2 separate regions of the Homo sapiens genome follow, and region 2 is linked to region 1. A link is a loop called in an ENCODE intact Hi-C map of the cell type or tissue named here. Cell type or tissue: psoas muscle. All regions are shown on one strand. Each heading gives the region's core, and the rest is flanking DNA. Links, peaks and the distances in the headings are about the cores only.

Region 1 (4,405 bases), core at 260-4,259:
TCTAAATCCTTGAGATAGCTGAGATTCCCAAATAGAGATATAAAGTAGGCTGTTGGATACAGATAGGAATCTGGAGTTGAGAGAAGTCTATCTTGGCGAAATAAAACTTGGGAGTATTTAACATATTCATGGTTTTGAAAACTGTGAGATTAAATAAAACCTTTCAGGGAGAGAGAAGGAGGGGAAAGAAAAGGGTCTAGAGGAAGCTATAAGGAGTCCCAAATAAGAGGGGAAACAGCATGGGAAACTGAGAAAGAATGGCCAAGGGAGGAAGATGTGAGGAGACCGAGTGCCATGACAGCTGAGAGAAGGCAGTGTGCCAAGAAAGAGGTAACATCTGCTGTGTTGAGAATGCACCTGAAATGAGGCCAGAAAATGCACATTGGAATTGGCAGTATGGAGACAGCTGGTGACCCTGACAAGAGCACTTTCGATGCGTGGTAAAGATGAACAGCTAAACTGGAAAGGGGAAGGAATGGGAGGCAGGAAAGTGAGGCAGCAGGGGGAAAAAAGAAAAGCTCTTCTGAGAAGTTATTTTGCAAAGCAAAACAGAAAAACGGGAGGGATGTTAGAGAATGGTGTGTTAGCTGGAAGAAAATGTGGGATTAAAGTCAGTTCTTTTTTTAAGATGGGGAAAATTATGCATGTCTTATGTCAAAATAAATTACCACTTCTAGCAAGAGTAATCATTGAATGCTAAGCAAATAACTACTGATTTCCTCAATGATGAGCTAGAAAGGCGAAGACAAAAGTGCATAGTGGCCAGGCACAGTGGCTCATGCCTGTAATCCCAGCTCTTTGGGAGGCTGAGGCAGGCAGATCACCTGAGGTCAGGAGTTCAAAGCCAGTCAGGCCAACATGGTGAAACCTTGTCTCTACTAAAAATACAAAAATTAGCTAGGCGTGGTGGCAGGTGCCTGTGATCCCAGCTACTCGGGAGGCTGAGGCAAGAGAATCACTTGAATCCGGGAAGCAGAGGTTGCAGTGAGCTGAGATGGCGCCACTGCACTCCAGCATGAGTGACAGAGCAAGACTCCATCTCAAAAAAAAAAAAAAAAAAAAAAGTGCATAGCCCTCCCTCATGAGAATTTCTTTAAGCCCTTAAATTCAAATTCTCAGAAATTTATCCTCACAAATTCCAAATGTATATATGTCTTATGGTTACAATCTTTTGAACATGGGGAGATAACAATTTGTGGCCACTGCCTAGAATCTAGACAACCCAGGCTTATCTGGTTGGGGGATGGAGCAGAAGGTCACAAGGTAGAACTGTCTTAAAGGTGCTATATAATTCACATATTGGGATTTGGACTCCAAGTCCTGCAGGCTAGGTTCAAATTGGTGTAACTACCACTGCAAATGACTACTGCAGCATATCAATAACTAATGTGTCAGATTAAAATCGATGTTAGTGATTTCTTGACTCATCTCTATGACTAGTACAGGGACATTATCTGTATCAAAAGCAGGCTGGAAAGCAGGACTCTTTGAAATATAGTGGCAGAGATAACCAGAAAGGGAGGGGGCGACTGCCGTCATGTGGGAAAGTTCCCAACGATTCCATCAGTGAAAGGTGATCTATGTTAAGATTGCTGTCTGAGATATATATAAGGCAGTGAGCGGTATGCAAATATTCAGTGAATGAAATGAAATGAATCTCTAATCCAGAGATTTGTTCAATTTAAAAAAGAAGACAAATTTATGCTCAAAATTCAACAGTGTATTTTTGCAAAGCTTAATAAACTGGATTAAGCATATCAATTGCAAAATTTGGTTCCTAGGAAATATTTAAATTATGATATACATATTCTCAATATCAGAAATATCAATAATACTCTAAACGAAGACCAAAATGTTATTAGAGAAAATATTTAAAAATTTTCTAGAAGTTTTGGTTTTTGACTTCATGTAGTTTTTACACACTAACAAATCATTTAAAAACTAGGCTACTACTAGTACTGCTGATAATGGTATCAATGGGAGACGGTCAGTAGAATATTTCATTCTGAACTGAAAGGCATCTTAACACAGCTGGCTGATGAAAAAGAGAGAAAGTAAGTTTTCCATAGTATGTTAATGTGGTTTACAATGGATAGCCAGTTATAAGTGAAAACACAGTTCTGTCAAATTTAGTTGGCAGAGAAAATCTTGAAAAATGGCTTTTGTTATAACTTCTATAACTTACTAATAGCCCATTTCAATTTTCTCAAGGCCATTCCTATGGTTCAAACAAATTAAGCACTCTAAAATTGGGCATTTAAGAAATAAAAATGACCCATTAATTGGCTTTCTGCAAAAGTTACAGAAATGGTACCAACTGCCTTTAGTTGCTGCATTCTGCTCTTGTTAATTAATTCTCATGGGTCCACACATTTTTCCCCCTTGGGGTGGGTAAGTCTTTTTGTAGATACAATTTTGTGATTTTGATTGCTCCTTCTGAACCATGGCTTGTACTCGGTTCCTTATCATTATGGGCCATGCAGAATCAGAGAAGTTTAGGTTTGAATTAATCATCCTAATAAAAGAATGTAACAGCAACTTTAATTTGCCATGTCAGCATGGCAAGACTGCTTATAGTGTTCTTCCCAGATCTGTCCATCAGACTGAATGAGATTCTCACTAGACTCTCTAGTAAACACTCCTGTACCTACTCTCCCCTGCCACTCCTGAAACCTCAGCAAAACTAAAACTGATACAGGTGCAGTGGCAGGGAGTAGAGGTAGGAGTAGGAGTGGGGATGCAGAAGATGCCTCTGTCCTTTAAGACCCAGGCAGAGATGCTTCTTTTCTATTATTTATTTAATTTTAAATTTTTATTTATTTTTTTTGAGACAGAGACTCACCCTGTCACCAAGGCTGGAGTCCAGTGGCACAATCTCGGTTCACTGCAACCTCTGTATTCTAGGTTTAAGCGATTCTCCTGACTCAGCCTCCCGAGTAGCTGGGCAGGTGCCCACCACCATGCCTGGCTAATTTTTGTATTCTTAGTAGAGATGGGGTTTCACCATGTTGGCCAGGCTGGTCTCGAACTTCTGACCTCAGGTGATCTGCTCGCCGTGGCTTCCCAAAGTGCTGGTATTACAGGTGTGAACCACCGTGCCTAGCCTGTTTTCTGTTCTTTTAAAAATGGGTTTATTAAGATATAATTAACACACTAAACAACTCATCCATTTAAAGTGTACAATTCAATGGTTTTTAGTGTATTCAGAAAGCTGTGCAACCATTACCATAGTCGATTTTAGAATGTTCTCATCATCCCCAAAAGACATTCTGCACTCTTTAGCCATTACTCTCTATTTTCCTGAAGCCTAGGCAACCACTAACCTACTTTCCGGCTCTATGTTTGCTTTTTCTGGACATTTCATATGAATGGAATCATACAATATGTGGTCCTTTTTGACTAGCTTCTTTCATTTAGCATAATCTTTTTAAGTTTCATCTATATTGTAGCATATACCATATTTTTTATTGTTGAATAATATTACCAAATTTTATTTATCCATTTATCAATTGATGGGCATTTGGGTTGTTTATACTGTTTGGCCATTATGTATAATGAACATTATAATGCTATGAACATTCATGTAGAAGTTTTTGTGTAGACTTATATTTTCATTTCCCTTGAATATACACCTAGGAGTAAAACTGCTGGATTATACAGCAACTCTATGGTTAACCATTCGAGAAACTGCCAAACTGATTTCCAATGGCTGCGTGATCCTACCAGCAGGGTATGGGTTGCAATTCCTCCACATTGTTGCCATCTCTAGTTATTGTCTTTTTCATTATAACCATCCCAGTGGGTATAACTGGTGTCTCACTGTGGTTTTGATTTACATTTCCCGAATGATTAATGATGTTGAGCATCTTTTCATGTATTTATTTGTCATCTGCGTATCTTCTATGAAGAAATGTCTATTAAGATCTTTTGGCCGGGCATGGTGGTTCATGCCGGTAATCCCAGCACTTTGGGAGGCCTAGGCGGGTATATCCCAAGGTCAGGAGATCGAGACCATCCTGGCTAATACGGTGAAACCCCATCTCTACTAAAAATAAAAATTAAAAAATTATCTGGGTGTGGTGGCGGGCACCTGTAGTCCCAGCTACTCAGGAGACTGAGGCAGGAGAATGGCTTGAACCTGGGAGGCAGAAGTTGCAGTAAGCCGAGATTGCGCCACTGCACTCCGGCCTGGGTGACAGAGCGAGACTCCATTTCAAAAAAAAAAAAAAAAAAAAGATCTTTTGCCCATCTTTTAATTGCCTAATCCACAATCACAAAGACTTACACCTATGTTTTCTTGTAAGAGTTTTTTAGTTTTACATTTGATTAATCAATCAATTTACTTAAAGTTTTTTTTTGTGTGTTTGTGTATGGTGCAAGGCAGGGTCCAACTTCATTCATATTT
Region 2 (4,405 bases), core at 93-4,092, 1.1 Mb before region 1:
TTAAAAAATCCTTCTTGGGCTTTTTTGTGTTTTCTTATGTAACTATTTTAATTGAGAAAAAGAAAATAAATGGGGGAAAAAGGAAAAGTAAAATACACAGTTGCTTCCTCAACAAGACCTTCATATCCTGTATCTCTTTCTCTTTCTTATGAATATCTATATTTCAAAGAAGCAAGCACATAAAGTTTTTTTGTTTGTTTGTTTGTTTGTTTTTTTGAGATGGAGTCTCGCTCTGTCACCCAGGCTGGAGTGCAGTGGTGCGATCTCGGCTCACTGCAACCTCCGCCTCCTGGGTTCAAGCAATTCTCCTGCCTCAGCCTCCTGAGTACCTGGGATTACAGGCACATGCCACCACGCCCAGCTAATTTTTTGTATATTTAGTAGGGTTTCAGCGTGTTAGCCAGAATGGTCTCGATCTCCTGACCTCGTGATCTGCCTGCCTCAGCCTCCCAAAGTGCTGGGATTACAGGCGTGAGCCACCGTGCCTGGCCAAGTATAAAGCTTTATAATGTAAAATGGTGATATGCTCCAAGGTCAATAAAGTGTGAATAATGTACTGTAAATATTGAATACACAAGGCAAGATAATGCATAAATTAGCTAGCATATAACACATTAAAGTGTTCTATGTCTATGCAACAAATATTTTATATGTATAATTGAGAATAATTTGGTTTCATTCTTTAATATTTAGAAGAAATATTTAGCCAAATTTATATTTTCTAATTTATTGAAAATGCATGCCATGGAAGTTTGAACTGAAGTCTTCTTTCCCTTCAGGGTAAATTTTGCCTTAGCATGCCCCAAAATCAAAACTTAGTTTGCTGTCCTCAAAGCACAATCTCTATGTGTCCACTCGCCAACCACTCTAGGGGGCCTCACAGGCATTTGCAGGAGTTCAGGCTCCCAGGCATCATCTGTAGAATAAATAGTCTCTCCCAAGCATACACTTACTACCATCAACCAAGGAAAGAAAAAAACCTAGATAAATGTGATAAAAACAAAAGAGGCTGCTAAGAAGCTAGTGATGCAGGTGTGATATGTGAGATGGTAAAAGGAGGGGATAACCCACATTTTATCCAGATTGCTAGTCTTTTTTAAATTATCACAAATAATAACAAATAGCTTCTGACAACCTTAATGTACAAATGGATTCTGTGTAAAAGACTGGACGTAAGACATAAAGACAAGAATACAGCAGTAGCATTATCCATTTCAACTTCATTACCTATCTCAACCTCTCATTTTCCAGCGAGGAAACTGAAGGAGGTTAGGTCTGTTTTCAATGTGACACAGCTGTCCCAAACTCCAGCTATTAGCTTTTGATCTTAGCTACAATTGAGGAAGGCCATGTTCCAATCCTGGGCTAATTACAGATTCCATTCGCTACATCAAAGCCCACATACTTAAAGTCTATAAATGGATTCCACTACTTACAATATGCCAATTAGGATCTGCCAATGAGAATTTAAAAATTTGTATTTTGGCTGTGATGAAACTATTAAGTTAAAAATAATGACTGTTTAAACTTAATTTATATGCTGAAAATGACTTACTAATAAACGAAATGTTTTTTAACTTAACGGAGGCTCCCTCAACTTTCTTGTGGGTATGATCTGTTCCCCTAAAGACTGGCTTGCTCTCAGAGCTGCCTGGATTACTTAGTCCACAAAGGACCAATGTAGTTCAGCTGAAGTGAGACTGGAATATGTAAAATCATCTTTCATTAAATTTTTATCTAACAAGTATTTATTAAGCCCTTTGTTGACATCTGGCACTGAAAATACAATGCAAAAGCCTTGAAATGCACCCATATACAGAGCAGACTCCTTACTTTCAGATTGGTAATCAGAGTTTAATTACATGTTGTTTTGGCCCCCTTTCTTCATTTGTGTCTGACTTCACATATTCATTTGTTCATTCATTCATTGGGAAAACTATGAGCCTGGTCCTATTCTAGGCAATGGGGATATAATGACCAATTAAACAGAAAAAGCTCCTGCCCTCGTGGCACTTACATTCCAGTAGAAAGACTCAGCCTTTAAGTAAGTCAACAAAAAAACAAGATGACTTCAGAGAATGGTGAGTCCTGAACAGACTGTGAGATGGGATGAGGTAACAGAGAGTGATTGGCTCAGGGTTGCTTCAGACAGGATGGATGAGGAAGTGACATTTGACTAACACCTGACTGCTGTGTGGAAACCAATCGTGTATATATGGGATGAGGGAAAGGAGGCATTCTAGGTAGACAGGGCAGCACGTGCAAGGGCCCTGAGGTAAGAATGGGCTTGGTAAGCAGGAGGAGCAGAAAGAAGCCAGTGCAGCCAAAGCATGCTGGGTACAGGCATGTATGGTATGAGATGAAACAAAATGCAGGATCAAATATTTATTCTGAAGTGATGTGGGATCAGAATAGCCCTATAGTCACATGAGTTTGGGATCATCAGTTTCTTCCAGGATCTGGTTTGCTTCCTAGTCTTCTCAGGTTACTACCTGACCCCCTGAGTCCTCCCTTGCCTCCAGGTGCAAGGTTTTCAACGTCCTCTGGCTTCATGTCACCTTGTGCTTAGTTTTGTTGGTATCTCTTCACACTTATACTCCTTAACATCAGCATCAGTCCTTAGAAATTCTACCCTGCCCTGAACAGATCTCTTAGCTCACTAGATCTGCATACTCACTAACTAGTGATAGGGCTGGATCCACCCTGAGGAAAGAATTCATCTACTCACAGTAAGTAGAAACTCTCAAAACAAGCTCATTTTTATATGATATTGCACCATCTGTTGCAAGAAGGCATGAAAAGAATTAGTTGCATACTTTTTTGTATATCTATTGTAGTTCAGAGAAAAAATTTTTTACTGAGTCAATCAGAACTCGAGTCTTTAAAATTTTCAAAATAACAATGAAGTTCCAAGAGCCAGGCAAAGAGTTGCTGTGTCACTGTCACTTAAAATCTTAGAAAAGGCTCCCTGAGTGAAGCCACATGTTTTACCCTGAGACTTCATGACTCTGTGAAGAAAGGCACCACATTCTCTAGGATAATGGTTCTATCTTATGATTTATATAGCAAGAGTCCTGTTCCACCAAATGCCAGCTATGAGATCTTAGGCAAGTTTCTGAACATTTCTCAACACCAGTTTTCTGAGCAGGGTGAATAACTCTGCTCATACCTCGGAAGGTGATTTTGAGGGTTAAATGAGTTACAACATATCCTGAGGACTGTGACCCACAGGTTGAAAATCCTGGCTCTAAAGGGAGAGGCCCAAAGTCCTTGCCCAGGTAGCAATGGAACAGACTGACCTCTGCAGGGCAACCCCAGTGGGTCTGGTTGGTACACATGAGAAGACTTAGTGGCTGCTGAAAATTTTCTATGAGTTTTATTATGTATACAATTATAAAAAATAATAACCTTTTATGGGATAGAAAAATGTAATTTTTTCCTTAGAACTAGCTCATGATTCTAATAATGGGATACTGTTAAGTTACTTGGAAACAGTTTGATTTTTTTGAGATTTGCTTTCAAGCTTTGTTAGGTTGGACCAGATCAGCTTTTAGAGTATGCGATATTGTGATATAATAAGAAATCTATGTAGTCATGTGCTGAATAAGGGCGTTTCACTCAACAACAGACTGCATTTTCTGTATATGGAACAGTGGTCCCATAAGATTATAATGGAGCATATACAGAAACTTGATGTATGGCACATGATATTGGCATTGCAGATCAAGTAGGGGAAATGACTAATATTTGGTCATGATGCTGAGACATTTAGTTTTCTATATGAAAAACTATATATAAATAAAGCTGTATCTACCATCTAGGTTTGTGTAAGTACACTCTGGCATTTCCACAATGATAAAATTGCATAACAACACATTTCTTAGACTTCTTGAAATGTATTTTTCAAGATAAAAACTCTCATTAAAATATGTAAGTTTTGACATATTTGTTAAGAATCTACTCCATAACTTAGTAGTTGTCCTATAAAATGGCAAGAAGTCTTGTGTTTCTACATGAAAATACATGCTTTATTTGAAAACAGTGTCAAGAAAAAGATTGTCTTTCAAAAGTGTAGACAGATTCTCCAACACTAGCAATTATAAAACTCTGACTCTTATTTACAAATGTTCTTTTAACACCATAGTTTAAGTGGTGACCAAATAAGTACAAATTGCTTTTATTACCAAAAGAAGTATAAATGTGTGCTACTGCAAGTGCAAAGCAGTAAATACAATATGCTGGCTCTAAAAAACACTAAGTCATAATGAATAAGCCTTACCATTAACTCATAATATTACATAGAAATTCACATACTGAGGCCAGGTGCAGTGGTTTATGCCTGTAATCCTAGCACTTTGGCAGGCAGAGGCAGGCGGATCACCTGAGGTCAGGAGTTCGAGACCAG

Evidence for each region. Hi-C counts contacts between places; a loop is a spot of excess contacts. Peaks named below come from ENCODE experiments on the same cell type or tissue, not always from the same donor. Only the 100,000 strongest peaks of a DNase experiment are listed, where the experiment ranks them.
Region 2: a loop joins it to region 1, with 7 times the contacts of the local background. A loop is called at or near these places in 1 of 110 quality-filtered maps.

The regions. Positions count from the first base shown.
Region 1 is chr5:95,560,633-95,565,037 of GRCh38, reverse strand. All of the region lies in intron 1 of ARSK (arylsulfatase family member K), which reads right to left. Among named protein-coding and RNA genes, the nearest start is that of ARSK, 7.7 kb to the right of the region's middle. In psoas muscle, for the core only: no CTCF peak of the experiment used is centred there; no DNase peak of the experiment used is centred there.
Region 2 is chr5:96,690,442-96,694,846 of GRCh38, reverse strand. The region is part of intron 2 of CAST (calpastatin); the gene reads right to left. Among named protein-coding and RNA genes, the nearest start is that of CAST, 30 kb to the right of the region's middle. In psoas muscle, for the core only: no CTCF peak of the experiment used is centred there; no DNase peak of the experiment used is centred there; H3K27ac peaks cover 2,802 bases.